3 separate regions of the Homo sapiens genome follow, and regions 1 and 2 are each linked to region 3. Evidence: read pairs that join two places in POLR2A ChIA-PET (ENCODE). Cell type or tissue: GM12878. All regions are shown on one strand. Each heading gives the region's core, and the rest is flanking DNA. Links, peaks and the distances in the headings are about the cores only. Region 1 overlaps LINC00607 (long intergenic non-protein coding RNA 607). Region 2 overlaps LINC00607 (long intergenic non-protein coding RNA 607). Region 3 overlaps LOC102724861 (a long non-coding RNA gene).

Region 1 (11,011 bases), core at 2,756-7,755, 110 kb after region 3:
GAATGAGAGCGGAAGGTTGGGAGGAACTGAGAGAAGGGGAGATGACTACAAGTGGGTGGTAAATATTCAGAGCCAAGAAATGACTAGTAAGAAAAAATTGAAGGTAAAGAGTTCTATTATGGAGTTTCCTGGTGTAGTGGACTGCACAGCTGATATTCTGCTGTGGTTTTCCCAGTATGGAAAAACAAATGAACACACATGTCTGACTATATAATTTGGGAACAGTATAGAAGTCCTGACTATTACTCTTTTTACTGGACATCATTGACTCCAGAATGTCCAAGAATGTCATAATGAAATAATTTTTTCGGACACTAGCTGTTTAACAAAGAAGTGAACCAGTCAGGTACAGTGCCTCACACCCATAATCTTGCATTTTGAGAAGCCGACGCAGGAGGATTGCTTGAGGCTAGGAGTTCCAGATCAGCCTAGGCAACAAAGCAAGACCTTATCTCTACAAAAAATTAGAAAAATAGCCAGGAGTGGTGGCATGCACCTATAGTCCCAGCTACTTGGGAGGCTAAGGCGGGACGATAGCTTGAGCACAGGATTTCCAGGCTGCGGTGAGCTATGATTGCACTACTGCACTCCAGCCTGGGTGACAGAGAGACACCTTGTGTCTAAAAGAAAAAAAAAAAAAGATTTAGAAAAATTTCCAAAATATAGTAGCATCCATGATCTCAGAAACAGAAGTTTTAAACAAAGACTTTAAGCAACTGTTATAACTATCTCCCATAAAGTAAAAGTGAACACTAAATAAATGTATGGAAATTTTTTTTTGTATTTTTCCAAACATTTATTTGTATGCATAAAAAAACAAATACAAATTGTAGAATTTGAAAACAATAATATCTGAAATAACTCACTGGACAGGCTCAGTAACATAATGGGGATGATGGAGGAGTCAGTGGATTAGCAGGCAAGTCAACAAAAATTATTCACTTCATCCAAATTATCCAAGAACAGAGAGCAAAAAGCTTTATAAAATAAATACAGCCTCAGGAACCATTGGGGAAAATATCTAATGTTTGTGTCACTAGAGTCATAATTAGAAAAGAGAAAAGTATTAGTGTAGAAAAATATTGCATAAACCATGATAGAAACTTCCCAAATATGGTGAAAGGCATACATTCACAGATTCAAGAAGCCCAGCAAACCCCAAACAAGATAAACTCATAGAAAACCATGTCCAGATACATCAAATTTAAACTTTTGGGAACTGAAGATAAAGAAAAACGTGTGAAAGCCACCAGAAAGGGAAAACATGACACATTACATATGGGGAAAAACAATTTGAAAGATGGCTGATTTCTCATTAGACACTTTAGAGGCCAGAGGAGAGTGTCACAACATTTTTAAAGTGTCAGGAAAAAAGGGACTGTCAGTTCTGAAATTATCATTCAGGAATAAAGGCAAAATAATTGCCTTCTCAGATGAAGGAAAACTAGGAGACTTCATTATCAGCAGGCGTGTTTAAAAAAATGCTAAAGGAAGCTTTTCAAGGTGGAGAAAAGTGATAACAGAGGGAAACTTGAAACTTCATAAATGAAATAAAAGCATAATAAAGGGTAAATATCTTGAGAAATAGACTGATTTTCTGCTTTTAAGTATTTAAACATGTATGATTATGGAAAACAAAAATTATAACATTATTTCACAGGGTTCTCAATGTATGTAGATGTAAGATATATAAAAACTATAAAATAAAGAAGGGAGATTAAAGAACTCAATATGCTTGCAAGGTTTCTACATTTTCCTTGAAGTGGTAAAATATTAATTCTAAATAGACTTTGGAAAGTTAGGTCTGTATATTGTAATTCTTTGAACAACCACTGAACCATTGAAAAGTAACACAGTGATATAGTCAAAAGGCCAATTAATAAATTGGAATTAAGTACTGAAAAATATTCATGTAATCCAAAAGAAGTCAGAAAGGAGGAAACAGAAGAAAACAGAGAGGATAAGCAAAACACAAATAATCATAGATTAGACTTACATTCAACCATATCAATAAACACATTAAATGTAAATGGTTTAAACACCAGTTAAAAGACACAAATTATCTTATTGGATAAAAAAGAGACCAAACTATATGCTATCTATCAGAAACCAATTTTTAGCATAATGATACAAATATAAGTTAAAAGTAAAAGGATGGAAAAGGATATACAATGTGAATGCTAATCAAAAGAAAGCTTGAGGAGCTATGTTAATATCAAAGTAAACTATAGAATAAGGAATATTTCTAGAGATAAAGAGGAACATAAAATAATGATAAAATGGTTAACTCACCAAGAAGATACCAGCTCTAAATGTGTATGTACCTACAAATAGAGCTTCAAAATACATAAAACAAAAGTGGATAGAATTGTAAGGAGAAATTAGCACATCCACAATTATAGTTGGAGACTTCAACTCAGCAGTCAATAGAACATTTTACAGACATAAAATTAGTAAATATAGATTTATGGAAGACCCAACACTATTGACCAACTTGACCTGAATCGCATTTAACCAATCTCTGTACCCAACTATAGCAAGATATATATATGTTTTATAAATGAATTATTCTTTAAGATAAACCATATCCTGGACCTCTGTAAAAAAAAAAATCTTTAAAATTTGAAAAATTTTAAATCATTTAAATTATGTTCTCTGACCACAACCAAAGTAAACTAGAAATAAAACAAAAAGCTATCTGTAAAATTCCTGAATATTTAGAAATTTAACCTATGCCTCAAAATGGAAGTCTCAATGGAAATTAGTAAATATTTTGAACAAAATAAAATGGTAAAATATAAAACTAAAATGTTTAAAAGAAATACAAGAGACTTTGAGTCAGGTGAAAAGTCCTTAAGTACAACGCCAAAAGCACAATTTATCACAGAAAAAAATTAATAAATGATCTTCACTTTATCATTAATCCATGCTGATTGTAGCTCTAATTCAGGGTTTCTCAACCTTAGAATTATTGACATTTTGGACCAGATACTTCTTTGTTGTGAAGGGTCGTCCTGTGTATCATAGGAAATGTAATAGCAACCTTGGCCTCCACCCACACAATCACGAGGTGCCAGTAATATTTCTTGCCCAATCCCCCCCGAATAGTAACAACCAAAAATGTCTCTAGATATTGCCAGTTTTCCTCTGGGGAAGGTAAAATCATCCCCCATCCCCTGGGATAAAAACTATTGCTGTCATTTTTTTCATTTTAACTGCTAAATATCTTTTCTTTTTCCTCTGGAAGGAATTTGGGTTGTTAAAAAATTTTCCTATTGCAGACAATCCTATATAAATCTTTATTCGTGTGTGTGTCTGTGTGTGTGTGTGTGTGTGTGTGTGTGTGTAGTGTGAATACATGAGAATTTCTATTATGGAGTATATACCTCACAATAAAATTGTTGGGCCATAAAAATGTGCATCTTTTATTTTGGTAGATAGCACCATATTTCTTTTCAAAGTGGTTGCACCAATTATGTTCCTTCCAGCAGATGAGGAGTGTCCACTACTTCACCTACCTGCCACATTTTGTATCATCGAATATGGCAGATGCATGAAATAGCATCTCATTTGTATTTTTCTGATTTTTAGTAAGCTGAGAATATTTTTGTGTGTTTATTGTCTATTTGACTTTCCTTTTCAGTGAATTACCTGTTGATGTCCTTTTAAATTTTTTTTCTTATTGAAGGTAGTTCTTATATTCTGGACACTAATTTTTTGTTAATTACATGCATTGCAAATATACCTTCAAAGTCTGTGGATTGTCTTTATCTTTTATTTATACAGTCTTTCAATGTACAAAAATTTAAATTCTTTATATTATCCGCTCTGTTTTCTTTGAGTTTTTTATGTTTTCTTTAAAAATTCACTTTATTTAGGGTTATAAACATATTCTCTAATATTTCCCTCTAGAAATTTTAAAGCTTTGATTTTTGCATTTAATATACTTGTAATTGAATTCTATGAATAGAAAATATTCAATTTTATTGTTTCATATAGACAACCAATTGTTCTAGTATCATACATTGCATTGTATATACTTTACCACTAGTCAGCAATGCCACCCCTGTCGTTTAATTCTACTCTATTCTATTCATGTATTTGTCTCTTCTATGGCATTACCAGACCATTTTAATTGCTGAAATTGTATAATACATTTTCATTTAAGTTATTGCAAGTCCCTCTAATATGCTTCTTCTTCTTTCCTTATACCCTTGTTATTTTTATATGTATTTTTAAATTGGGTTATCACATACTCTCCACAGAATTTTTAAATGGAGTGATTGAATTTGTAGGTTAATTTGGGAAAATACAACATGTATATAATATGGTGTGTTCCCATAAATATTTTTTAAATCTCTATTTACTGAAGTGTTTGTAATTGCCTTTAAATAGAGTTGTGTAAGTTTATTTATAAATCTCTAGCCCAACTTGTGTTAGGTTTGTTCCTAAGGTTTTGGGATTTTTGAAGCTATGGTAATGTCATTTAAAAAAATTAAATGTTCACTCTTTGCCACTAGTATAAAGGATAGCAATGTGGGGTGTTTTTTTTTTTTTTGAGATTATATCCTGTAATCATGTTGCATTCTGCAATTAATTCTAATAATTTGTCAGTAGAGCTTTGTGGATTTTTGGTATGTAAGACTGGTAGTTTTATTTCTTTCTTCCCATTACTTATAACTAGTTTTTCTTGCCTTTCTCTAATGACTATGACCTCTGAATAATGTATAATGGAAGCTTTGATAACAGGCATCCTTGTCTTATTTCTGAATTTAAGGATTTAATTTTCCTATATTTTATTATTAAATTTTACCTTTCCATAGGAGAGGTACCCTTCCTCAAGTAAGGAACTCAGCCATACTTCAAGTTAACTAATTAATTTTACCCAGGGTATAAAATAAAATTTTCAATATCTTTATAATACATCTCTCTCCACAGGCTTGTAAGTAGGTCTGTTTTTCTCTTAGATAGTATCAGCCCAGAATGCTAACCTCATTTGGAGGAAGAAAACAGTGCATAAGATATGACAGAATTAGAAGATGGGGTAGCTCAGGGTTGTTTATTGATCTCTCTCTCTCTGTCTCTCTCTCTCTCTCTGTAGAGACGGGGTCTCACTCTGTTACCCAGGCTAGAATATAGTGGCACAATTATAGCTCAGAGTAACCTCAAACTCCTGGCCTCAGATGACCCTCCTCAGCCTCCCAAATAGCTAGGTCTACAAGTGTGCACCACCATGCCTGGCTAATTTTTTTAATATTATTTTTTGTAGAGTCAGAGTCTCCCTATGTTGCCCAGGCTAGTTTCGAACTCCTGGCCTCAAGTGATCCTCCTGCCTCAGCCTCCCAAAGTGCTGGCATCACAGGTGTGAGTCACCACACCTGGCCTCATATCTCTTTTTAAAAAATAATGCTCTAAACAGATAAAGCCATTATAGCCTGCTGTCTATTTGCAGAACAGGTTAAAAATATTTAAAAGAACATTGGCATAACACTCAACTTGTTTAAAAATCTATAATAACTACGGTTTAAATGAAAATAAAAACAGCTAAGTATCAGTCTCAATTTTCTATCTATGGTTCACAAGCCTAGTTATACATTAAATCATCTTAGGAGTTTTAAAAAATATTCATGTCAAGATCCCACTCTAATTTAATTGTTAGCCCTAAGGTGGGTTCCATTCTCTGATTCTCTCTCTCTCTCTCTCACTGCATAATAACCTTTGTTTATACAATGTCTTGATAGTACCACGTCTTTCTTTTTCCACTCCTAAAATGGCCATTAAACTCAATTATAGAAAGATTATTTTACTAACAATTGAGCAAGGGGCATGTTCAGAGCAAACCCTTTTTTTCCCAAAAAGGCCCATACAAAAATATGTGTATAACTAATGATAAATCCATCACTAGAAAAACATGTAGCTTCATTTCTTTACATCAGAAAACCCCAAGCAGTAGAGCCTGCTTGCTGATGAAGTGGATCCTCAGTAGAACCAGGCACCCACCTCCATGGCTGACTTTCATTGGCTCTGCGCAGCGCTTTATCAATAGCACCCTTTCTGTTCCTATCTCCTCCCCTCTCCTATCCTGCTCTACCTCCATCCAGTGACTCAAGTGTTAAGGGAAATTAGAAGGAGCATGTTTCCAAAAAGGGTAAAAGCAGTAAATTTATATGAAAGACAGCATGTCATCAGCATTGCCAAAAAAAAAAAAAAACAAAAAAAAACCTCAAAATAGCAGATGGGTTGGCCAAAATAAAAAATATACCTAATTGTTGGGTGTCATGTAAAACTTCCGGAATGTCTGAGGTTTTCTTATCCCTGCCTTTTCGAAATTTTGGTTTCCTGCAGGGTATTTCTCTTGCTTTTCAGCATTCTCATAACTTCCTTTGGCAACTTCCAGATTTCTTTTTTAATTATGTGTGTGTGTGTGTGTATGTGTGTGTGTGTGTGTGTGTGTGTGTGTGTATATATGTGTATATATATATATATGACTTGCAGTGACTGCTTTCCCTTTTCACAGAAACAAGTCAACATTTTGATTTCAAACATCAAAAAAGGTGTCCAGAAATCTCAAGAATTTGAGACATCCTAAGGAACTTTAAGTGCTGTGAGCCACAAGTAACATCAAGAAAAGACAGGGATGAAGAACCGCACTTACAAGCTAAGTAAGATTAAACCCAGCATGGAGATATATGAATTAATATGAACTCTGAGAAAGAAATTGGTCAGCTAAAAAATATATGGCTTTCCTGAATAGACAAAAGAACAAAGATTTTCCCTTTGGTATGTAACCTGTTTCATTTAGTCACTTATATTTTCTCTGAGTGTGAGATAAATGTTATGAAAAAATTTGTTTTGATTATGCAAGAGAGGATTGTTTACCTAGTCAGGTCAAAACTGGAAAAAAGAACTGCTGCTTCATTATACATCCCCCACAACTTCATAGAAAGTGATTTTAAAAAGAGGAAAACCAAAGATTTATAGAGTTGGGTGCCCATCTTCATGGCTGACTTTCATTGGATATATATATAAAATAAGTATGAACATTAAAGTTCATCTAGCACCCCCCCCAAAAAAAAACTGGATAGACATTTTTCAAAAGAAGACATACAATGGCCAACAGGTATATGAAAAAATGCTCAACATCACTGCTGATCAGAAAAATGCAAATTAAAACACAATGAAATATTATCTCACACCTGTTAGAATGGCTATTATCAGAATGATGAATGATAACAAGTGCTAGTGAAACTGTGAAAAAAAAAAGGAAACCCTGTATATTGTTGGTGGGAATGTAAATTACTACAGCTGTTATTAAAAACTGTATTAGGGTTCCTCAAAAAATTAAAATTAGAACTACCATATGACCCAGCAATTCCATTTCTGATTATATATCCAAAGGAAATGAAAACAATATGTCAGAGAGATACCTGCTCTTCCAAGTTCATTGCAGAGCTATTCACAATAGCTAAGATTTTGTATCAACCTAAGTGTCCATCAACAAATAAATGGATAAAGAAAATGTGGTATTTAAATGAGAATTAATAAGACCTAGTATTTGATAGTACAACAGGGTGACTATAGTAAAAAATAATTTAGTTGTACATTTAAAAATAACTAAAAGAGTATAATTAGATTGTTTATAACACAAAGGCTTGAGGTAATGGATACTCCATTTACCCTGATGTGATCACTATGCATTGCATTCCTGTATCAAAATATCTCATATACCCCATAAATAAACACACCTACTCTACTATGTACACACAAAAATTAAAAATTAAAAGAATATGCCCTATTTAAAAAAAAGAAAGAAAACGTAGTATTTAGACATAATGGAATATGACTCAGCCTTGAAAAAGAAGGAAACCTGTTATTTGTGACAACATGTGAACTTGAAAGACACTGTGCTAAGTGAAATAAGCTGGACACAGAAAGACAAGGTTGAATGATATCATTTATATGTGGAATCTAACAAGTAGGATACATAAAAGCAGAAAGTATAATGTGTTTTCCAGGGGTAGGGAGGTCAGGGAGAGAATAGGGAGATGTTGGTCAAAGGGTACAAATCAATGAGACAGGAAGAATAAGTTCTAGAGGTCTGCTGTACAGCACAGTGCCTATGGCTAATAACAGTATATTGCTTACTTGAAAAATTGCTAACAGAGTATATTTTCAATGTTCTTACCTCAAAAAAATAAGTATGTGAGGTGATGCATATGTTAATTAACTTGATTTATTCATTCTACTATATATATACATATCTCTCTCTCAACACATCATTTGTATACCATACATACATAGAATTTTTTGTCAATTAAATAAATTATTTAAAAAAATAAAATAAAGTTCATCTAGCTGGGTGTTTCCCAAAGTTGATTTTAAAAAATAAATAAATATGTTTATGCAGGTATGGCAAAAAGTGAAATAATGTGAATTATTCAAGTTCAGAGAGGTCAGGTGACTTTCCTGGGATCACACAGAAGACTCCCATCTCCTGCAACTCAGTCTGGTTTTCTTTCTGTCGCATTACCTGCTTAACAATTGTTCTTTAAAATGTTGTGTACAGTAGATATTATTTACATCCTTAGTGTTTTTATGTTTCCCAATTACAATGTGGGTAATTCAATTCTTTCATCGTTAATAGAAATTAGATAAGAAGAAGAATCTGTAAATTTCTGAATTCAATTTTATAAAGTACATTAGAAATATTAAATATCTAGAATTGTAGCATTTTGAAATTATGTAAAAACATAATTATTACAAAATCATGAATGGAAATTCAGGTCCTTTACATTTTGTGGGCTATAAATATTCAGAAAAATTTTAGAAGTTGATGTTCCTCGATGAGAACACATGGACACCTGGGAGGGGAACAACACACACTGGGGTCTGACGGCGGGGGCGGGGGAGGGAGAGCATCAGGAAGAACAGCTAAGGGATGCTGGGCTTAATACCTAGGGGATGAGTTGATCTGTGCAGCAAACCACCATGCCCCACGTTTACCTACGTAACAAACCTGCACATCCCTCACATGTATCTCGGAACTTAAAATGAAAATTGATTAAAAAAAAAGAATAAAAGTAGAGATGAAAGAAATGGATGTTCCTAAAAGAAACAACAGATACCTTTTAAAATACACTTTCAGTATAACTAAGTACCTTTTCAAGTTGGTTAAAAAATTCTAAAAGTAGAGTAGTCAAGTCCTTAAGTAACATGAAGATCCTATCTACAGTTTAAATAAATGTTCAGTCATCCCAACAGGAACAAATCATAAAGAAAATGTAAAGAATATATCAAATTGGCTAAATGCATTCTATATTCGTAGTGTACTCACTGAAGCATTGTTCGTGGGTTTTTTTTTTCTGATTCTTACCAAGCCTACATATTTCTTTTTAATTTTTTCTTTTTATGTTTCCCAAGTTTACAGTTCACATAAAATACCCACTGAAGCAGAGAGAAAAGTGAAACAAATATTTCACAGCTCTTTGGGGATTTGAATGGGTTTTTACAATAAAACCTTGATTACTCAAAGAGCACAGGAGTGCCTGAAACCTGATAGAAGGAACAGAGAGCAGGCAGTTCTAAAGGTGCCAAGAGAGACTCAGAACCTTGTGGAGTTGATGCACTGGCCCTTCAACCCTGGAACCCAGGCCAAGCACCAAACCAGGAAGGGTCCAAACAGCCCTGAACATGGCTATCGTGGCCAAACAAACCAAAAAAAAAAAAGTCACTTGGAAAAGATGTGCAAGGTTGTGGTTTCCTGATAAATTAAGATGACACAGGCAGTACCACAGGGCTTCCTTCATTACATTATTGTGAAATCTGGACTCAAATAGAATGAGGCAAACCCACAAGTTAAAGTGTTTTTAAAGTGGCTCAATAATCACTTTGAAAACAGAACACCCTTTCAGTCAGCATGACTGGAACTTTGATCAACAAATCCCCAAGAGCCACAACCCGTCTTTTGTGAACAAGTAGTATCAAGGTGGGGGTGGGCTTGGAGTGCACTGGATGCTTTTCTTCTTTCATCATGAAACCTGGTGGTTTTGTGTCATGTGATATGTTTTTCAGAGATTCGGCAGGAAGCTTGCACCGAGTGAAGGATTTATAAAGATTATAGGAGATAACACAAAGCTATTTTATCTCTTTAAAAAAAATCAAAGGTATTAAATTTTTTTCTACTTCATTTTTGTTTCCTCATTTAAAAATTAGCTGCCACAAATATTATCCCCCATCTGGGCACAAGGTCAGTTGGCATACAATTTTCTTCTTAATTTTCATTTTCTGGATTCCTTGATGACCTGATTTTGTACAAATTCATGCTGCAGAGATAAGGATTGATTGGCTACAAATCAAGGATCTCTGCAGAATGGGAATGAGAGACAAAGGAAGAGGAAGAGGACGGACACCACAAACCATCTTATCTTTTCAAAATGTGATTGGTGCATTTCCAACATTGGCTTACCTTTCCTTATGCTGTCCATAAATTTTGTGCAGGTGTAAGCTCATCCTACACATGTCATTTGGACCAGACCAAGGCTGCTGTCATGGAGGACCCACACCACAGCTTGGGAACCATTCATCTACCAGAGGGTCACATGACTTCAAATGACTCTTCTAGGGGCCACCTGCCATGATAGGGTACCAGCTCTTCCTCTGAATTCCCAATCCATTTCTTGAGAACTACTGTTTCTAATAAGGTACTGTTTCTAATACCTTTCCAACAATGGTTTATTCATTTATCCATACATTTAAAATACAGATTTTTTTTAGCATCTGCCATGTTTAAGATCCTCCTCTAGCACTAGGAATACATTATTGAATAGAACAAAGTCCCTGATTTCATGGTGTTTACATTTCAAGGGAGAACTATTCCTTCTTAGAACAGAACACCGTACAAAGTTGTAACATAGTAAGTGAAAGTGCTCTGGCCAAGGCTGAGACCACAGTCTACCACGAGCTCCTTGCATTGTGAAGAATGAATATTTCTTAAGCACTTAACTGTGTGCCA
Region 2 (11,011 bases), core at 3,349-8,348, 91 kb after region 3:
GTTATGTTATATGGTAAGTTACTTGGAAAGAGCAAGCATTCCATTATGCCAACAAGGGAATAAAGCTGACCTGTCCTGAGTGACTTCAGTGTAGACTCCACTGGACAATTCACGAAGATGATGTAACCAAAAGCAGCTCATTAATCTCATCCTAAGTCTTAAATTCCAAGTCACAGTAAATTAGATTTAAATGAGTTTCCACTGAACAAAGCTAGAGAATAACATTTTACGGTGTATAGAACATTTTATTACTTCAGAATTTGTTGCATTGAGCTAACAGAAAACTGACTTTTTAAAAAAATAATTACATGAGCTCTTGATTGCTCTTACATGGACCACAGCTGAGTTTCAAACTTAGTAAAAAGAATTTGAATCCCCTTTAATGCACAGGTACAGACTACTAGTTAGGAAAGTTATTTGTATATAGTACTGTATTTTAGCAGATTGAAAGTCCATCCCTTAAAACTTCAGACCAGTGCTGTTTAGTAGAACTTTCTGCATTGATGGAAATGTTCTAATATTTATGTTGTCTGATAAAGTAGCCACTAGACACATGTAGTTATTACCACTTAAAATGTAGCTAGTGTGACTGTGGTATTGTCTTTTATATCATTTAATATTAATTTAAGATCGTTTTAATGTCAATAGCCACACTGGCTAGTGGCTACCATATTGGACAGAGCAACGCAGGACCACATATTGCAATGCTAACTGAAATAAATGAGGTTTCAGTCATTGTTTCATTATTAATAGTGGTAATATAGTAATATAACTGAGAATGTGAATATCACAGTAGCATTTACAGACAATTTCACTATAACCATTGGCTTCTCTAAGCAACACTCTGAGGTCAATAGGATAAGTATTATTATCATCTCCATTACACTTGAGGAAATGGATGCTCTAAGACATACTGGTGATTTAAATGACCTGTGACTCAAACTACTTGTTCTTTCTAATGCAAGAGAAACCTGTGAAAGAATGTTGTGACGTTCATGCAGCTTACCAGTAGGCTGACCTGAAATAGACTTCAGAAATGTGGGCAGGGAGAGAGAAGCAGGGAGAAGGAGGAGAGAGAATATAAAACTACACGCCGACACCGGACATTTTTGCAAATAAAAAAGCTAGGTCAACTTTTGCAGAAGCATGTTCTAATGCTGTCAAAGCTAACTTCATGAGCTTCCAACATGGGTGGGGCCCAACATAAGATCCACACACTATTGCTTTTATCAGTGCTCTGCAAGCCATAGAGTTTTTCCTTGTTTATTCTTTCTGCTTCTCCTTTCTCTCACTCTCTCTGCTTTCCATTGTCTCTACCCCTCCTTTTCTCTGTGTCATATGATCTCAAGTCACTTTCCTACATTAAAATGTTATATAATTCTTACATAACAATCTAATAAACTATTGGTAACAGTAAGAGGTTTTCCTTGTCTTAGGAAAATGTGCTGAACTAAGAAAAAAAATCATCTTCTTTAAAAAATTAGCATAATGAAATATATTAAATTGAATATGTGTGGTGGATGATAGCTTAGAAAAAAATGAGTTGCACATCCTGGTGTGTAGTCAGTTTGCAGACTGATTAATGAAGACCCTATAAGCCTGTTTGTGTGATAAGCCTGTGCAGTGGGCACTCTGCTAGAGAGACAGGACCCATGTCACCGAGAAAGACCCCAGTACTGCTGAATAGCTTATATTTTATACATTTACATTGGAAAGGCAAACGTTTAAATTGGCCCGTCTAAAACCTAACCCTGTGGTTTCGTGGATACTAGATAATTGAAAACAGAACTTCAGTGCACTAAGTCCACCTCTTCTGGGCTCTTGGCCATAACATGCTCCAATCGGAAAACACTTGTTTTAAAAGAAGTCTCTTACACAAAAGCGGGATAAAAAGAGAGACGGAGAGGAAGGAAAATTGTCTTCAGTATATTATAGCAAACATACTTGTCACTTGATAAAATACCATTTGCTCAGGTTGCTCTTCTGTGAATAACATTACAACTATCCAAATAATAGTCAAGGCTCCTAAACCATCCAGCCAGCTTTTGCAAACAGCAGAGGAAGAAAGCCACCTGAGCTTGCAGAACTGGTGCCACTAAGTGCCAATCCCCACAAGTGAACACAAGTTCATGAACTTAGGGATCCTGGTTGAAGAAAGTTGCTGCTGCAGTCAAACAATAACATCAGCAAGGATTGATTTTAACTCAGATGAGTAGTATGCACTATCAACAATATAAAGGTTGTTAAATGTTAAAAAAAAAAAGTAGTCAGAAAGTAGTAGGCAGAAAGATTTTAAAAAGAATATCTACTAATGTAGGAGTGGAAAGGTGTACCACCTTCTTCACCCTTCATAAGGGTAGTGGTCAATATCCTATAACATAAAACAGGTTAACAAGAGAAAATCATAACAAATTTATTTAATTAAAAATTTTTATGTAATATGGGAGCTTTGGGAAGAAGATCTAAAGATACAGAGAAAACTATTCATGTTTATGCTTAGGTTTGATGGACAGTCCTGTAGAAATGTGATTGGACAGAGGATATGGTCTAACCCAGCAGGGCCTGCCCGTTCAGCTTCTTCTTGGCCTCTCTGTGTAGCATTTCTTCCTCCTGGGTCTGACAGGACCCCTCTGGAATGAGGGTCTTTAAGGGGGAAGGGAGAAGGAAGAGAGTGACCTTGCTAGGTTTTATGACTTGCTTTGGGGAAGATTTCTAGTTTCTATGATGTGCCTTAGGGGAAAGGAATTCCAGCTTCTGTGACTTGCTTTGAGGAGAATTTGGGCAAGAAACAGGAGGGTGGGTGAGGGACAGAAAGGCCTTGTGGCTAAGGCCTTTCCAATCTCCTTCAGTTCAATCTTCTTCCGTTCAGTATTCAACATGTCAAGGCACCGTGCTTTGGGGTATTATGTCCTGAGCCCCAACGTAAGATGTTTACACTTTTGATTGTAAATGCCAGCAAAACAAAACTTCATGAAATATGTAAATATCATGTGTGCTATTTCAGAGATGGAGACAGAAATCAACTTAAAAATTGTCAGATATATTGCAATATAGAATTACTTCTCTTTTCTGTTATTTATTTTAAAGAAATATTTTTGTATGTTATTTTACTGATTTTATTTCCATAAAAACATGGAAACTTCAATGTTTTCATATTTTGCAGAGTTTCATTTGGGTATTTTTAATGGCATGTGAGAGAGAGAGAGAAAGAAAGAGAGAGAGAGAGAAAATTAACACACTGCATTGGAATTCTTTTTATATTCTTCCCCAAACTCTTTTCCTCTCTCCTTCACCAGGTGTAATTATAACGAAATGGGTATTCTTCATTTGACATTTTAAGTTTTTAAACTAAATATATACATAGCCATAACACAGATAGTAGTATCATGGTATTTTATGTTATTTTTTTAGAGACAAGATCTCTCTGTCTGTCACCCAGGCTGAAGTGCAGTGGTGCAGTCATAGCTCATTGCAGACTTGAAATCCTGGGCTCAATGGATCCTCCTGCCTCACTCACCCTCTCTGGTAGCTGAGACTAAAACCTCACAACACCACACCAGACTAATCATTTTTATTTTTTGTAGAGACAGGGTCTTGCCCTGTTGCCCAGTCTGGTCTTGAACTCATGGCTTCAAGTGATCCTCCCACCTAGGCCTCCCAAAGCTCAGATTACAGGTGTGAGCCACTGGCTATAAAACACCACACAGCCTACTGGGGTATTCTAAACTTGACGTCATATTGTATTTATCCTTCTGCAACTTGATTTTTGTTGCTCTGTTTTTATATTTGGTGAATGTATTCACCTTGATAATGTAACTCTAGTTCATCCCTTTTAATTACTGGTATAAGTGAGCCATAATTTCTTGAATCATTCTCCTGTTGATGGACATTCAGGCTATTTGGATTTTTATTTTTGTTACTGCTAAGAGTGCCACAGTGAACATCCCTACATATATTCTTGCATACATTGAAAGGGTGTCTCTCCTAGTGCCTCAAATTGCTGGATTCTAGGGTGTGAACATCTTTAGCTTTACCAGATCTAGATACTGCTAAATGCCATCCAAAGTGTTTATCTGGAATTCTTCATACCTGTCCCTTTACAGACCACTCAACACAGTGGCCGTAGTGACCCTCTTACAACATGTCACATCATGTTACCCTTTGCTTGAAACCTTGAAATGCCTCCCCACCCTATTTCACTCAAAACAGCTACAGGGCCCTAACTGACCTCACCCTAGCGCTGCCCTTGTTACCTCTTATGTCCCCTCTCTTTCTGCTCCTCAAATACTCCAAGCATTCTCTCTGCTTAGGGTCTTTCTTCCAGCAGTTTGCTCTGCCTCACATGCTGTTCTCTCAGACCCCACTTGGCAAAATCTTTCGCCTTCCTTGAGTTTCTGTTTAAATCTCACTTTAACAATGAGCCTTGCCATGACTACCCTCCCCGCATGCTCAATTGATGTTTTCTTGCTTGAATGTGTTTCTTTCGCAGTACCAGTACCTTATAATGCATTATGTAGTTTGTCAGATTTATTGCCTAGTGTCTCACCCATCTAGACTGTCAGATCCATGAGGGCAGAGATCTTTGCCTGGTGTGCTCATCGATGTATCTGGATACCTACAATGGAATCTGATGCATGGTAAGCATTCGACCAGTGTCTGAGAGAGGTGACTTTTGTACCTTTGTGATTTCACATTATGCTTTGCAGGGTATTATCCAAAAGAACATATGATATTTTGATTGGTAATACATGAGGACTATGATTTGAAAAAAGACTAAAATTCAGCCCCCTAAGGGTAGGGCCTGGATATGTGTTCACCACTCTATTCTTTGTGCCAAGAACAGTGCCTGGCACATAGCAGATGTTCAATAAATGTCAAATGAATGAATGGATGAATGAATGAACAGAGATTTTTTGAGAAGGTTACTTGATAGTTTGGAAGTGAATTATACTGGAAGATGAGTTGGTTCAAAGGTTTGTGATTCAGGCATGCCCATCAGACAAAGCAAGCAGGTGGTAACTCCCTATTTTAAGTTTACCTGTTGGGCCATAAATTTCCCTGTTTGAAATCTTTTACTCTTTACAGTTTCCCTATTGTTGGGGAGTAAAATGATGGAAATTTGTTCAATTGAACATACCCTTTTAGAATGTTTCTCATATTTGCCTCATGATTAGAATCTCTCAGGTGAGTCTGTTAAAAATACAGATTCATGGACCTAATTCTTAAATCAGAAACTCTGGGAGAAAATTCTGAGAACAAACCCAAGAAACTGTTATGAAACTGTTATAGTCAAGTGAGTTAGGAAAACAATAGGATCCTTGACAGAACAAAGAACAACAGCGTGCCTGAAATGTCAACAGGAGGAAAGAGCGCCTGTTATAAACTGTGTTTTAAATAATGTCAGAATAGCTGCTAAACGGCAGAACCACATTCTGCATTTGAACTGAGTCTTTCCTCTTGCCTACCTAACATGGTCATCAGGGTCTTAGGGAATTTGGGGGTGACTCACAACCTTGTGTTTATGAATTAGTCATTGAAAACACAACCAGAAGAAGGCAGGCCGTCCTCAGCTATTCCTGAGATCCTGATAGTTTCCATCTCATGAGTTGAAGAAGCAGACAGTGGGAAGTAACGTTCTGGGCTAATCAGCAAAAGAGAAAAGAAATATTATGAAACACAAGGAGAAAGAAAAAATTATTTTATTATTCCAGGTTCATTTTATCTTTCTCCTAATGTAGAAGTCTTTCTTTATATGGGAGTCACTTGGTAAAAGTAATTCATCTATTTAATGTATTCTTCCAGATAGTGACATGTGTATCTATAATATAATAGATAGTGACATGTGTATCTACAGCCTTTAAAATGTAATGTTTATTCAAGAGGAAGGGGAATTTATCGAACTCTTCAGTATGTTTCTATTCCATTGAAGTTGCTGGTAAATCTGGTTAGTGGCTGTACTTTTGGTACTTCAGATTTCAAACATTTGTATTTCAACTCATCATTCCGGAGTATTTCCAATAGAAGACATTTAATTAAAACTTATGGTAAAGTACAGAAAGGGAATTTGGTGAGAAAGAGACCTATAATTTGATCAAATGAAAACTCTCTCCATTTTTAAATTTGGCATACATTTTAGACACTCACGTGTTTTGTTTCTCATTTTGGCAACTGAGTTGAATTTGGCTGCTGGGGTGAGAGGGAAAGGGGTAGATTAGAGACCCTGTGGGATGTCACAAGTCTTTGCCAAAATCAGCACATATTTATTAAGCGGTGGGCATGAAGCTCCCCATCTGTTAGTTTTCTCAAAGTGCTGACAAGAACATTCCGATTTCCAGCTTGAATGCTTTTTTAAAAAAATTTCTTTTCTCAAAAAAAAAAAAAAAAATTTCTTTTCTCCATTTACTCTGACCAAAGGGCTGTGTTAGTGTTCAAAGATAAATGGAAAATGATGCTTGAATTTTCTAATTTGTCATTGTAAGTAATGGAACCACCCAACACCTCACACTTATGGATATTTTTGCCAGCTTGCAAAATATAGGTGAGAGCCACCCAATTCTACCTCCTTTTAGAATTGGGTGGCTCTCATCCAATGAGGAGCTAACATAATTAGCCTTTTATTGCTCCTCATCTCCCTGTTATGGGAGAAGATCAGACTCTGCTATAAACAGACAGATACCCCTAAGGTCTCCAGCAAAGGAAGTCGAAAGGGGAGACCTTTAGATCTGTTGCTTGCTTCCTTTCACATGGAAAATGTACAACTTTACTTTCAGAAATTAAATATTTGGGTACAATAGGGCAGGCCAGGGCATGATTTCATTTTGATTCATTTTAGGGCTACATCAGTTAACTCCCTTTATGTTATCTCACTAGTTCTGCTTCTCTCCTCTACCCATACCCATTTTCATCCTAGCAGCTTGCTGGTGCAAGCTCATTGGTCTCAGAAAGTCTCCCTCAACCTCTCAGATAGTGCCTGTGGAATCCTATAATTCTCCTTCATAAAGTTTTGCACAGTTCTAATTGTTTAGTAATTTTTTGTAATAACTTTTTAAATATCTGTGATAGAATTCTAAGATGGCTCGTAAGATTCCCATCCCCTGCTATACAAGCGCTGTATAATCAATCCCCTCCCTTTGATGGGTATGACCTGAAATCGGATGGAATGTCACTCCATGATTACACACCATTATGTGGTAAAGATGAAGGCATTTTGCAGATGTAATTAAGGCTCCTAATCAGTTTCCCTGAGTTAACCAAAGGGATATTATCCTTGGTGGGCCTGACCTAATCAGGTGAGCCTTTAAAGCGGGGCCTAGATGTTCCCTGAAGTCAGAGACACTCTCCTGCTAGCCTTGAAAAGCAAGCTGGCATGAGTTTTATAGCTGTAAGGAGAATTTCTGCCAGCAAGCAAAGTTCTTGTCAAGGAAGTTCTTCAAACTCCCTAGTTTGGAGGAAAACTCAATGCCTCCAATGAGACAGCAGTCCTGGTCACTGCCTGTTCTCATCCTCCCCAGGCCCTGGCCCGAGGACCCAGTTAGGCTATGTCCAGAATTCTGTTCTACAGAACCGTGAGATCATAAATGTGGATTGGTTTAAGCCACTAAGATTGAGGTAATTTGTGACATAGCAATTGAAAACTTGAACAATACTTCTCCTCCACATGAAGGCAGGGTCTATGTCTCTTATTCACTGTGTGCCCAGTGATTACCACATTATCTGACATTGAAAAACTCACTAAGTATTCACCAAAAGAAAGACTGATTGACCTTAATTAGTGGGCAGGTTCAATAGATTGGGAGTCAGCAAGTATACATCAAATTTTCAAGAAAAATTTCATGAGAATAAAATAATCACCCAGCATGAATGAGCCTGGCTCTCACTTTCTAAGTCACTATCCTGCCCAAGGAAAGGGACCAGGTTCAAACAGAGATAAAGGGCCTTTAATAAATCTTCTTCAGATTTGTATCTGCTTTTGGGTGAGTCTGATGAATTTTAAATTTTTCTCCAAAACCTTTCTGAATTGACTGAACCTTTTGAATAGTAACATACCTTCCCACTACCACCCACCACCACCCCTGGCAGACTACCTGTTCTGCCTCATTGGACTCTGCTGCCTGCTGGGGAAGGTCTGGACCATGGACGCCGGGCAAGTCATCCAAGCAAAGCCCAGTGAAGTTCCAGGATGGGCTCGTGACTCAATAAGAGGCAGTGTTTCTCCCTGAATCAGCCCCAGCATGGCCACATCTGAAGGAAGCATGGTTGCGAGCTCAGCCACTGCCTGGCTGCCTGTGGACACATGGATCCTGCACTGTCTCGGATGAGAGGACACCGTCTGCTGATTCACTTGCACCTGGGGTTTCGTGGGTGGACATCTGGAAAGGGCCTCTCTTGCTAGCTCAAGTTTTATTTATCTAAAATGATCTTTTAAAAATCATTTTACGTGTCTTCAAAGTGTCTGGACATGGTGTGGAATGTGGTTTATTCTGTCCACATGGCAGCAGGCTCTGTGTTGTAACTTGCTGAGATTTTAGGTCTGCCATCAGTATGCAGACTGACACCAGCTTTTACTGAGTAGCAATGTAGAGCCCTTGGGAAAAACAGGAGAAATGAAATAGGAGAAACTATTGTGCCAGATGAAGCTCATATTCAGGTGACCTAAATGCACCTTTCTGGGAATACACAAGGCACTATGTCTGAAGGGTCGATTCAAGATCAAAATATGCATTCAAGTGGATGGTTTGAAATGAGATTTGTTTGAGATAGCTAAAATTTGTCTTCTGTGCTTAATACTTTACAAAAAGTTTTATATACAATAGGTCCTGCATCTCACAACACACTGTGAGGTAGGGAGGATATGTAATCTTAGCCCTGTTTTCTGTATGAGGGATGAGATAAGTGCCAGGATGTTATGGGAAGAGACCTGGAACCAGGTTTGGGTGTCAGCTCTGCCATTTGTTGGGAAAATTAACCTTTAGGAGCTTCTAGTTATCCACCTACAGAATGCAGTCAACAATCCCTCCCTAGCAAGGTTATTGCTAGGATAATCAGAATGTGTGTATGAAAGCATCGAGGATTTTGACCCGTGATAAAATGCCCAGTTAATTTTCTTGAATCTAAGGCCCAGAGATGTTTAGGAATTTGTTGAGGGGACTTAGCTTGTAAGGGAAGGACCTGGGACCCAAACCAGGTCTTTGATTCTGAATTCTTTTGCCAGCCTCCAGAACTTTGATCTATTAAAGCCTTTTAAATGAATAAGGTTCACCCATGACAGTTATATTCCCCATGGACTGAGGACCCTTTAATAAGTCTTTGATTTTCTGTTTCTTTGTTACTGACGTCCCTCTCTCCAGTCCCTTCTCTACTTCAGCCAATCTTAAATACCACTTTTCCAGAAATCTCTTTCCAGATGTTGAAGATATATCATGAAATGAAAGAAGCAGGTTCAAAAAATACATGTAATAGGAATTATGCCGTTCTTATTAAAGACAAATTAGGTAATTATAGGCGGAAAAAAGATATGAGATCTACAGGAACATATTAACAGTGGCTGTGTTGAGTGGGGAGATTAGAAGCAATTTTTATTATAATTTCTGCTTTTTTAGAGTCCCCAAGCTTTCTACAATAAATATACATTGTTTTAGTAATAGGGGAAGAAGTTTCTCATTCTCTTTAAATGTCTCTAAACTCTCCCGTGAACAAAGTCAGACCTTTTGTCTCCAGCTGGGTGTAAGTTACCAGCTGCTGTGTCCTTGACCTGTACATTCACTGCATCCCTTTCAACCCATATTCTTCTACATTAATCCATAGGCTCTAAGAACCTAAAGCTTTCTAAACAACTCAAGTCATGGAAACAGCTGTCGGCTCCTTCAGTATAGGTGCCAAATCCTTCCCAGAGTTAAAGTAATAATTCGGATGCCCACCTCTAAATACAAGAACTCCTGACATGTAAGGCATCCTTCCTAACTAAGCCCTTCAGTATTTGTCCACTCTCTTTCACCAATGTCCACTTACAAATTATGCATCATTTTTTTCCGCCTCCTGGATTGCAGACTCCCTGAAGGAAGGAATTGATATGTCCATTTTCTATAAATCTCAAGAAGATCACGTGTTTCTTTCTGAGCATCTAAATGTGTTTATGAACTGTGTGGGTAAATTATGCCTTGGCAAATTAGCAGATTGAAAGTGTTGAATCTCTACATGCCCAGACTTGTAAATTTTGCCACTATTAACTTTTAATACATGTTTTAACTTTTTTTTTTCCTCTTCAAAACTTGGGGTAGTATTTCTCACTGACGACTTCCTTAAGCCAAATTTAACATTTTATAGCTCCAACTGTTTTGGAAGTCAGACAGCCAGACAGTCAAATGCATTAGAAAAAGGCATTCCCAGATTTTCTTTTTCTGTGTCATGTTTATTCCCCTCAAAAGCAGTTGAAAGATGTTTCTCTCCAAGGTTTTCAAAGATCATCTATTCTGTGGATGGCAACTTCACACTCTCAAAGGTGTCCACTATAAAAAGGGAAAAGGAGAGATGTATCGTGAAACTGTCTGGTTAACCCAATATTTGTCACTTTAACTGCTTCTGATGATGCTTTCACTGTGAAACAACACAAAAGGAAGAGTAAAACAGTTGAGACAAGGGGAAGAAATAGCAACTGCCTTAAGTGTCTACCAATTTTACAGGGTCAGCAATGGCCTCTAATTAGAGTTAGCACTGAATCAGCCAGGCATGGTGGCTCACGCCTGTAATCCCAGCACTTTGGGAGGCCGAGGTGAGTGGATCACCTGAGGTCAGGAGTTCGAGACCAGCCTGGCCAACGTGGCGAAACCCTGTCTCCACTAAAAATACAAAAATTAGCCAGGCATCGTGGCGTGTGCCTGTAATCCCAGCTACTTGGGAGACTGGGGCAGGAGAATCGCTTGAACCTGGGAGGCAGAAGTTGCAGTGAGCCAAGATCGCACCACTGTATACCAGCCTGGGCAACACAGCAAAACTCTGGCTAAAAAAAAAAAAA
Region 3 (11,011 bases), core at 3,191-8,190:
ATAATCATATAAAAGTTTATAATGAGGTATTTTATGTTCTTTGTTTTCTGTGCTATATCTCCAAACCCCTGTGTATATTTTATGTTCACAGTACATTTCAACTGTCATTAGATATATTTGACCCTTATTTAGATTTCATAAAATGAATAGATGGAAAAGTAGATTCACATATACACATTGTTCCAAACTTAAAAGTGTTTAATAACTGAATCAAGGATTCATTTAAAAAATTTTAAATTAAATTAAATTTTAATTTTAAAATGTAGTTACTCAGACTAGACATATTTTAAGTAAACATTTGTGGCTACAGAGTTTGACAGTGCAGTTTCAAATATTATTGAGTGAACACAGAGAAATAAATACATCTATAGAAAATGATTAAGTTCCACAGTGTTTTCTTTAGTTCCTATTACATGTTAAGGAGGCAATTACTTTTCCTGACCCAAACAGATTGTAGATAAAAAGGCAGGTTGACATAGTATAATTCACACAGTACTGGTATGAAAGGGGGCCTGATGACAGTCCTGTCATTTTCCCCGCCCATCAGGGTGATCTTGAACAAGTCACCTCACCTCTCATGCCCTCAGCTTCTTCATCTGTCAAAAGAGGGTTGGTCTAAAATCTCTTCCAGTTCTCACTTTTTATAATCTAAATCCACAGCGGAATTGAAGTCAATTTGTGTGAAAGCAGATTATGTTATGAAAAAAAATCTTGTTTACACTATAGAAAAATCTGTTTTTCTCTTATTCATTACACTCCCCACACATAGGATAATTTCAGTGTACTAAACTAAAATTTGTGAAAGTATCAAAAGTTAGGCACCTGAAGACCAAATTATCTGGAAATTTTCATGTGCCAAATCAGTAAGAAATCAATCATGTGAGAGATGTCTCCTTCCAGGGAATCAAACTGAGCCCTTGCCCCAGTGCCCTCCTGTGTCCCTTTTTTAATTGGTAAATATTCATGATGTGTGAAAAATCATGATTCATACCGTACGATCTCAGTCCCATAAAATTGGATGTTGTGCCTACACACAGGATCTAGAAGAATATGTCAAACTATAAACTGGTTGTGATTGTGAATGACTTTGTTCTTTGCTTCTTGTGTTTTTCGGTTTCCTATAATGCACATATTAACTTTTAAAAAATAAAGGTTATTTTAAAAGCCAAAAAAAAAAAAAGAACCAACAAGAAACCCATGGTTAGGCATGTCCTGAGTCAGGTGAGGCTTTGCAAGTTTTGAGATTCATCACTCATGAGTTGACTAATGGTGCTTTTTAATCTCATGCTTTATTTAGCTGATAGCAGCTTTTATACTGAGGTACTGGTTAACACAATAAGTGACAATTTATTATTTGCTTTTAAGTCCTTGAGTATTATTTAGTTTGTTGACAATTTTAAAAGCCTATATATTTCAGACTAAAATCACAATATTGTATGTATTTGTTTAAAATTTTTGAGAAATGGAGGATCATACAATAAACAAAATCTGTCATAATATTTTTACATAAACATTTTTACCATATTCATGTATTTCTCCCTGGCCTTCTTTTACAGGTTTGTTTAATTTTTATATTGATTTTTTACAAAACTGGGATCATATATATATATATATAGATCATATATATATATGATGGCTTCCTGGATGTGTCAACTTGGCTAGGCTACAGGCTTCACTTATGCAAAGAGTACCAGGTATTTCTGGGAAGGGATTTTGCAAATGTAAATGAAAGTCTCTAATTAATTTTAAGTACGGGAGATTACCCTGGATTATCTGGGTGGCCTGACTTATCAGTTAGAAAGCTTTAAAAGTAGGGCTGAGGCTTCCAAAAAAAAACCGAGAGGGCTTTGTAACTGTTCTTTCCTGAGAGCTTGTCCTGTGGATTTCAGACTTACAATTATGTAACCCATTTCCCTATAATAAATTTCTTAGTATATATATATCTGCTTCTCTGGTTGAAACTTGAGATACAATATACAATTTTATAATTCATTCACTGAACATGTTTTCAGTATTTTCTCACATCCCCAATTTTCTGAGACTTTTCATATCTGCATAAGCGTGCATAACATTTTAAGAAGAAAACTATGTTCTTATTATTTTACATTTAAGTGATTTGCAACTTTTATTGCAGATAACATTGAACTGCAGATACTTGTATGCAGATCTTTGTGTCCACAAGAGATTCTTAGATGAAAGAACCTGAGACCCCTAAGCCAAATTCATCTTCAGAAAGGGTGCATCAATTTACATTAGCATTTATATACAGTCTATCACTGAGTACTCTCAATAATATTAAATTTATTATAATTTTTTAAACTTGTATCTCTTTCAAGCAAAAAGGTTACTGTTTTAATTTCCACTATGTGTATGTGCATATGTATGTATATATATGTATTATATATATGAAATATATATGTATTATATATATGAAATATATATATATACACACACACAGACATGTATACATACGTATATGTAATCACTAACTGTTCTTTCTAAAATTGGGGGTGGGAATTTTCACAATGGTTGTATCAGTCAGGGTTTCACATAGAAATGGAAATCATATTTGTGTGTGTGTGTGTGTGTGTGTCTGTGTGTGTGGACAGAGAGAGATTTGTTGCAAATAATTGACTTACACAGTTGTGGAGACTGGTCAGGCAAACCGGAAATCCATAGGGCAGATTGTCAGGAAGGGCAGAAGGAACTCTGTGGCATGAGTTGAGGCTGAAGTAAACAGGTAGAATTTCTTTTTGCTCGGGGAAGCCTCAGCTCTGCTCTTAAGTCTTTTCAATTACCTGCTGGGTACAACATTCACTGTTCAAGTGATGAGTACACTAGAAGCCCAAATATCACCATTATGCAATATACCTATGTAACAAACATGCACATGTATACCCTGAATCTATAAAAATGTAAAAAATTAAAACTTTTCAACTGATTGAATCAGGTTCAGATTGATATAGAGGGTAATCTCTTAAAACCAACTGATTATGCATGTTAACCACATCTACAAAATACCTTTACCACAACACCCAGGTTAGTGTTGGATCGAATAATCAAATTGGTTGAATTAATTGAACTTGGCCCAGCCAAATGAATACATGAAACTAACCATCAGAATGGATAATGTAAAAGAAATGTTCTACTGTCCATGCAACATGCTACATTCTTCATGGTTGTTTTCAAATTGATTTCCAGTTATCATAAATCTTTATTCTTCCAAATCTCATGACCCAAAATAAATGACCTCAGTAGATTAAGTATGAATATGTTGTTGATGTAGAACACCAGGCTTGCAGCAAAATTTTACTTGCAGCCTTCACTCCACCAAATGGAAGGAACATCTACTTTGTAAAAGACACTATTCTGAGTAAGCTCTGTGGAGGATAGCAAGATGAATCTGCCATAAAAAAGATGCATGAGTGGCTGTAACACAGGAAAGATAGTGAAAACACCCTTGATGAGACACATGAAGTGCACTGGATGTTCCAAAGGACTGTAGGTATTTTTGACTGCAGGATGAAGTCAGGTTTCAAGAAAAAGGGGACATTTGGAAAATGAGGGCATTAGAGATATTTGAAGTTGGGCATTTCATATGGAGGACATATTAGTGAAAACACAAAGCTAGGGACTTGTAAGAACTGGTAGGAATGCAAGGTGTTGGCATAGAAATAGTGAGAAAAAGAAAAGGTATAACTAGGCCAGATATCAATGTTTTAGATAGTGCTTAGCTAAAAGATGTGGGCTTTCTTCTACAATCCAGGGGAATTATTGAAATAATTTTGGGCAAGGGAGAGCATCGATCAAAGTCACATGTCAGGACAATGACTTTGGCAGCAGTGTTCCTGGGCCATGGATTGAGGCAGAGTTAGGCTGGAGGCAAGGGGATATGTCAGAGGCTTTTGCAATATTTCAAGAAGGAGGCAATGAAATCCTGAGGCTTGGTAGTGGTAATAGAGAGAGAAGCACATTTGAGAGATAATTTGGAGAAAGAGTACACAACCTATGGCCAGTAAAGAAATCTGAGAGACAAAGGAGAAGCAGAAGTGCACTACACTGCCAAGGTTCAAAGCTTGGTGACTGAGGAGATGATATGGCATTATTAGCCACAACTGAGTATTTAGCTTCCTCCCTTGGAATGTGACCTTAGACCCCTGAATAGGTCTTGGAATGTGACGGCAGGTCCATGGTCAGCTCTAGAATTTCTGAGATCTTCAAGGCATATTCCAAAGTGCGAGAATTCTGACAGAGTATGGAGGGACTCCTGTCTCTTGGCTTTCCCTAGAAGTGAAGCTCTGTTGAAGTCCAGGCTCTTTACTGGACAAGATCTCCCATGGGATTTAGGAAGATTATTATCTCTAGAATGGTGGTTCTTCATTTGATATGCAGATCCCACTCTTGGAGATTCTGATTCACTAGGTCTGCAGTAGAGGCTGTGCATTGAATGCACCATCAACGTGGAAAAATACTGCCCTAGAATCATCCTAGTCCTGAAGTGTAAACCTTATTCCAAAATAGAAGGCCAGAATAGTTTCCTGGGTCTAGCCCATAGAAGGACCCTACCTTTCCATAGCTTTGAAAAATTGTCCAAATCTCTATGGAATTACAGTAGAGTGGACTGAGGTCAGGGAGTATTTAGTTTGGGGTTTTTATGACACTTAACTGTCTGGAAAAAAGGATAATGTAGACTTGTAGTTGGAGTTCATACTCTTTTTTTTTTTTTTTTTTTTTTTTTGAGATGGGAGTTTCTGTTGCCCAGGCTGGTCTCGAACTCCTGGGCTCAAGTGGTCCTCCTGCCTCAGCCACCCAAGTAGCTGGAACATAAGCATGCATCACCACACCCAGCTCTGAGTTCATATTCTTAATCTTTGTATTGTTGAGATTTGGTATACCTTTTAATGTTATTTAATATATTTTTTCCTGAAAGCTAGATTTCCTGAACTAGGGAGTGGTTTATTTAAGCTTAATAGGAGATTATTTTTCACCATCTAATAGGCTATAGACTAGACACAAAAGTATAGTGGTATGGTTCACATAAAAGATTAAGACTCTTAGAATTCAGACATAGATAAAATCTGATTAACTAAACATGTCAGCAATATCTAAGTGCCTGTTTTTTGGAGCATCATAGCTTCTTAGAGGAATGAAAGGTGTATCTTGGATTGTAAATTAGTGTGATCTCTTTGAACCCAGTGGAAGCTAAAATATGATTGCTCCTGCTCTAGAACAGGGTATTTAACATCAGCACTTTTCGATTGGATAATTATATGTTATGGCATATATCTATGCATTGTGGTATATTTAGCAACATCCATGGCTTTTACCCACTAGAAGCTGGTAGCACACCTGCACTCCAGTTGCAATAAATCATCTCCAGACATTGTCAAATGTCTCCTGAAGGGCAAATTCACCCTCAGCTGAGAACCACTGCTCCGGACTATGCCTTTTCAGGCTACAGTCATCTATTTGGTTTACCTAGAGGCCACTCCACTGAGGAAACAGATAGTTCATCAGCTATATATTGTATGCTATTTTATAAATTGTATTTGATTAAAAAGTTGAATATCAAGACTTCCAACTGTCTGTGAACAGATTAGTAGAAGACTAATGGGCAGGCTTTGGGCTATGCAAACACTCAGAAATTGTATGTAACACAGTGAACCGAGATCGCGTCACTGCACGCCAACCTGGGTGATGGAGCGAGACTCTGTCTCAAAAAAAAAAAAAAAGAAATTGTATGCAACATTGAGCATGTATGCAAATATATACCACCCCACCCCTGCCCCCATGCAGATAATTGACAGTTTTATCAGATTCTCATGGGGTTTTCACACCCACACAAGATTTAGGACCTCTGCTTTGTTGAATAAAAAAATCTAGTAGTGTCTCAGAAGAAAAAGAGAAAGGCAGAACTTAGGAGAGGGGAAGTGCCAAATTTATAATGACATTTTGCTTCTAAAAAACAAGCTTCACAGGCTTCCAGCTTCATCCATGTCCCTGCAAAGGCCATTTTCAGCAAACTAACACAAGAACAGAAAACCAAATACTGCATGTTCTCACTCATAAGTGGGAGTTGAACAATGAGAACACATGGACACGGGGTAGGGGGCATAATACACCGGGGCCTGTCGGGAAGTGGGGGGGATGGGGGAGGGATAGCATTTGGAGAAATACGTAATGTAGATGACCGGCTGATGGGTGCAGCAAACCACCATGGCACATGTATACCTGTGTAACAAACCTGCACGTTCTGCACATGTACCCCAGAACTTAAAGTATAATAATAATAGTATTTTAAAAACAGGCTTCATGTGCTTTAAACATTATTTTGATGGTTAGTGGACATGAAAGAAGAATTCCTGGTTAAATAACGCCTCACGCGTGAATTCTTATTTTCATCTTTGTACAGAGTGATAGTGATAGTCTTCTTATAAGAAGCAGAATATATTAATACAACTTAACCAGTATTTTGTGTAAGATACTGTGCTAGGTGTTGAAGTGTCTTAGCTAGGTGTCTCTATAATCAAACAGCTTTTTCATTTTCAGGAAAAGATAGTGAATTGGTTATTTGCCTGTTTGTCCTCATATTCACTTCCCACCTTGTCCCTGCTCTTCTCTGTACTGCAGGGAGCTACATTTCTTAGGCTCTTTTGTCAACTGGTTTTTAGATAGATTTGGCTACCAGGTTGAATGCTTCTAGGTGGAATGGAAAGCACTGGAGACCTGGAGGAGCAGAAAAAACCTGTGTGCGATTGGGTGGCAATTTTAGCTGCAGCTGCATCTCCTCTCTTGCTATAGCTCATGCTAGACAGCGACTTCCCCATGATCCCAGATCCTGCCTGTTAGCCCTAGGCATAGATCTGGCCCGATGGCCCTGGATTCTGGCAATACCACTGTCTTTCATTGTCCCACCAGCACCAAGGGTAAGAACAGCTTTCTACTATTGCTAATCTCTTATTTGCCTCATTAAACCTATTTGTTTTGTCATCTCTTTCATCACATAAATAACATTTCCTCTATTACATTTCTCTCTATTTGAAGTACCTAGAGTGGTTTGGTTTTCCTTAGCAAATACTGAATTATATCACAGGACAGAAAAAGCACATAAATAATTTTCATAAAAGGCAAGTTAAAGGAGGCTCAATGAAAGACAAAGGGCCTTGAGCTTTTAAGGGAGAAGTGAGTATATCTAGATTTGGTGAGAAGCTTGTTGGAAATGCTTCCGAAAGAGCTAACCTTTGAGATGGTCCTAAAAGCGTGGAGACCATACTGACAGCTAGAGCTGGGGAGTATGGGGAAGGAGATGAAAAGCACAATTCCATTCTATGCCGAGGGAACAAAATAAGAAAAGATCTGGCTGGCACGATGGCTCACACCTGTAATCCCAGCACTTTGAGAGGCCAAGGCGGGTGGATCACGAGGTCAGGAGTTCAAGACCAGCTTGGCCAAGATGGTGAAACCCCGTCTCTACTAAAAATACAAAAATTAGTTGGGCACGGTGGCAGGTACCTGTAATCCCACCTACTTGAGAGGCTGAGGCAGGAGAATCGCTTGAACCCTGGAGACGGAGGTTGCAGTGAGCCGAGATGGCACCACTGCACTCCAGCCTGGGGGACAGAGTGAGACTCCGTCTCAAAAAGAAAAAAAAGAAAAGATCTACAAACAGAAAACCAAAATTATTTTGTGGAGAAGAAGTCAGGAATGATATTGATTGGCTAGAGTGAAAGAAACATGTAATGAAACTATCCTGCAGAGAACTGGAATACCAGAATAAGGAGAAAGTACTTAGTTTACTAAGCCCTAGATGTTGAATAAAAGATGACATATTCGGGATTTTGTCAATATTTTTAGTCGTCATTGGTTTCAAAAATTTTCAATGACTGTTTATTGAGTGGCTAGATTCTGGAATACACAGTAGCAGAAAAAACAGCTAAAAATCTCTCACAGATCTGGTATTTTAGTGGGCTTGTTTAATATCTATGAATAATTTTGACCGTCTATAGCTTTGGCTTAAACATAGGATAGGAATGGCATTAGGCAAAGGACGGCAGCCGGGCAGGAAAGGAAGGAGTGCTAGCCATGGAGCATTTACCATAGATTTATCCCTCTTTTTGAAACCCACTCTGAAGTAATTACTAGCCCAAACTAGACCACTTTGTCTTAAATTACAGAGGTTGCCTCCTGTAATATTCAAAGCCTCTTGTGAAAGAAAGGTTCTGACAGGAGTCAGATCAAAGGCAAGACTGAAATAAAACGAAAAGTTGTTCAATCAAAATAAATGCAGCTTTCTTTAATCAAAAATGTTGGTTGCAATTTCTGTCAAGATAGTAAGTTCCTCTTCTTTCGGTAGGATGGTTAACAACAGTGTCAGCTTCAGCCCAACCCGAAAAACAGGCAAAGTTTTTCCTAACACTCCAACTTTCAAGAGGCATGACTTTGCTTGCAGGTTGGTATTTGTCTCCTTGCAGTCTTCAGTGACCCCAAGCTCTAATTTATCTCAGAAAAAAAACCCAAAAAACAAAAAACCAGACCTTTCTATATGTCTTGGAATGAAATTGTATGCATCTAGCCTAAGCCATGAGCGCGTCTTTTTTTTTTTTTTTTTTTTTTTTGGAGATGGAGTCTCGCTGGTCACCCAGGCTGGAGTGCAGTGATGTGCAGTGATGTGATCTCGGCTCACTGCAACCTCTGCCTCCCAGGTTCAAGCAATTCTCTGCCTCAGCCTCCCGAGTAACTGGGACTACAGGCACGCACCACCATGCCTGGCTAATTTTTGTATTTTTAGTAGAGATGGGGTTTCACCATCTTGGCCAGGCTGGTCTTGAACTCCTGACTTCATGATCCACCCGCCTCGGCCTCCCAAAGGGCTGGGATTACAGGCGTGAGCCACGGCACCCGGCCAGCATCTTATTGAAAATCCTGTAATGGCTGCCTCACTGAATTTTCCATTTCTAATCAACTTCATTCTCTTCCAGTATTTTCCCCTGCTATGTTATCTTTACATGCATACATATAATATACACCACACATATGTGTGTATTTATGTATTTATGTGTGTGTACACCTGTATGTGTATATATGTGTGTGTGTATATATAATAATGTAATATCCCATTTTCCCTTTAATCTCTTCCATAGCTTCCCGGAACATTTTTCTATGTTTCCAGCATCATCCTGTAACCCTCTTCATCTTTCAACCCTTTCTCTTGACTAACTTGAATCTCAGCTCTTACTTAAGAGTTCTGTCTTCAGAGAAGTCTTTAGGCACAGCGACTTTCCCCAGCCCTTTGCTAGGTTAGGTCTCCTAGCCCATTGCACTTTCCTATTGCCCCTGTGTGTCTTCATCACTACTCAAAACACACTAACAGTTCACTGGTTATTATGTATCATCCCCCATTCAACCTTAGACTTTGTGACAGCTATGATTGCATTTGTTTAATGAAATCTATATTTCAAATGTTTAGCAGAGTTCATGGCACATGATACATTCCCAATAAATCTGTTTAATTAATAATTACTAGTTATTCATGAAAAATTGCATTATGTTTTTGGAATGGGGTTATGGGCTTCTTCCCCATATCTTGGAGATTTCATACATTGAGAGGTCTCCTACCAAGTTATAAAATGAATTCAGGGAATAAAGATGAGAGCTGCAAACCATTAGCTGAGAATCTGGTGTCTCTGAGTATTTTTTAAAGCTGATTTAGTATTCCAAGTTTTCCAAGAAGATCATGCACTATTTTGAAAAGTGAATGTGTTTCAAATTGCAAATAGATTATATCCTTTAAACTAAAGACTAATGGGTTTTTCTGTATTTTTTTTCTTTAAATGGCTGCATACAGGCCAAATGAAGGATATTGTTTGATTATCAAGCTGTAACCTCAGCAGGTGGTGGTTAGCAGGAAACTTCTGCTATATTATCACAATCTAAACTAGTGCAGCTGTACAAAAAGGGCATTCAGGGTCAAAATTTCTTCTACATCCTCTAACGCATTTGGAATTATCAGCAGAGGCAATGTAACAACAGTAAGTCTTGTCCTTACAACTCAGCATTCTTATGTCCTTCTTTCTCTAAGGAAGACTAAATTTTACTTCTTCTCACCAAAAGCAGGGCAGATGTTTTAATAAACCAATAGTAAAATGAGATGATAGTAAAATTTCTTCTTTGAATCACAGAGCATCCAGGTACTGGAATCAGAACAAAATATTCCAGAATGGGAGTCACTGTTATATAAATGGAACCAAAATGTAATATTAATAATTCCCCCTTTCTGTCCCCTTTCGGGGACAGAGCTGGCCACTCAGTCATGGTGCTCAAAATTGTTTGAGTCTCCTACTTTCACATATTCTAAGGTGCTGTCCAACCACAGAGAGACTTTATCCTCTTCAAGACACACATAAATAAAGACATTTTTCTGAGTAGTGAAATCTTACACAGAGGAAATTTACAGGTTGAATGTGGTCAGAGGTAGAGGTTGGGAATAGAACCCCAGGAATCTCTTTGGTTTTAATGACAGATAGCACTCTTCCCTTCCCTCTAAGGAAATCAGCCTTGGGAAAAATCAAACAAGAAGGCTAGTGTGGCATCTCACTGTGGCTTTTAGAAGGATCCTCTTAAGTGGCATTTACAAAAGTGGCATTCATTTAAATGTTACATCCTCAAGTGAACAGATCTGCTAAAGAGGCATTCACTGATTTAGTAGTGAATGGAATCTTTGGACTTTGGTCAAAGGTACTGAAGTTTGAACTGATTGGAACAATCCCAGCTGATCAGAATCAAACTGTGTTATTCGTGATTTTCTGTAGTTCTCACGGAGGGAAGTTCACACTAAAAATAGTTTAGAAGTTGAATTTCCCAGCCATTATTGTTTTAATTATGGGTCAGCTGTCTGTCCCTTCAGTCTTTTGGAAATTCAGATAAAAGGAATAGAAAAATGGCACATTGAAAATATTTGACCTAAAAGTGGTCAAATTTAAAAAGCTTTCAATTGTAAGACTTAGTAAATTTA

What was found. Peaks named below come from ENCODE experiments on the same cell type or tissue, not always from the same donor. Only the 100,000 strongest peaks of a DNase experiment are listed, where the experiment ranks them.
Region 1: POLR2A ChIA-PET joins it to region 3 with 5 read pairs; 2 of 35 experiments call an interaction of 5 or more read pairs at or near these places.
Region 2: POLR2A ChIA-PET joins it to region 3 with 6 read pairs; 3 of 35 experiments call an interaction of 5 or more read pairs at or near these places.

The regions. Positions count from the first base shown.
Region 1 is chr2:215,671,427-215,682,437 of GRCh38, forward strand. All of the region lies in intron 5 of LINC00607 (long intergenic non-protein coding RNA 607), which reads right to left. LOC102724861 (a long non-coding RNA gene) reads left to right here. Exons shown (of 8, transcript NR_187737.1): 5 at 6,518-6,780; 6 at 10,498-10,700. Among named protein-coding and RNA genes, the nearest start is that of LINC01614, 41 kb to the right of the region's middle. In GM12878, for the core only: no CTCF peak of the experiment used is centred there; no DNase peak of the experiment used is centred there.
Region 2 is chr2:215,652,582-215,663,592 of GRCh38, forward strand. All of the region lies in intron 5 of LINC00607 (long intergenic non-protein coding RNA 607), which reads right to left. The region is part of intron 2 of LOC102724861 (a long non-coding RNA gene); the gene reads left to right. Among named protein-coding and RNA genes, the nearest start is that of LINC01614, 60 kb to the right of the region's middle. In GM12878, for the core only: no CTCF peak of the experiment used is centred there; no DNase peak of the experiment used is centred there.
Region 3 is chr2:215,561,915-215,572,925 of GRCh38, forward strand. The region is part of intron 1 of LOC102724861 (a long non-coding RNA gene); the gene reads left to right. Among named protein-coding and RNA genes, the nearest start is that of FN1, 130 kb to the left of the region's middle. In GM12878, for the core only: no CTCF peak of the experiment used is centred there; a DNase peak (open chromatin) is centred at 5,687.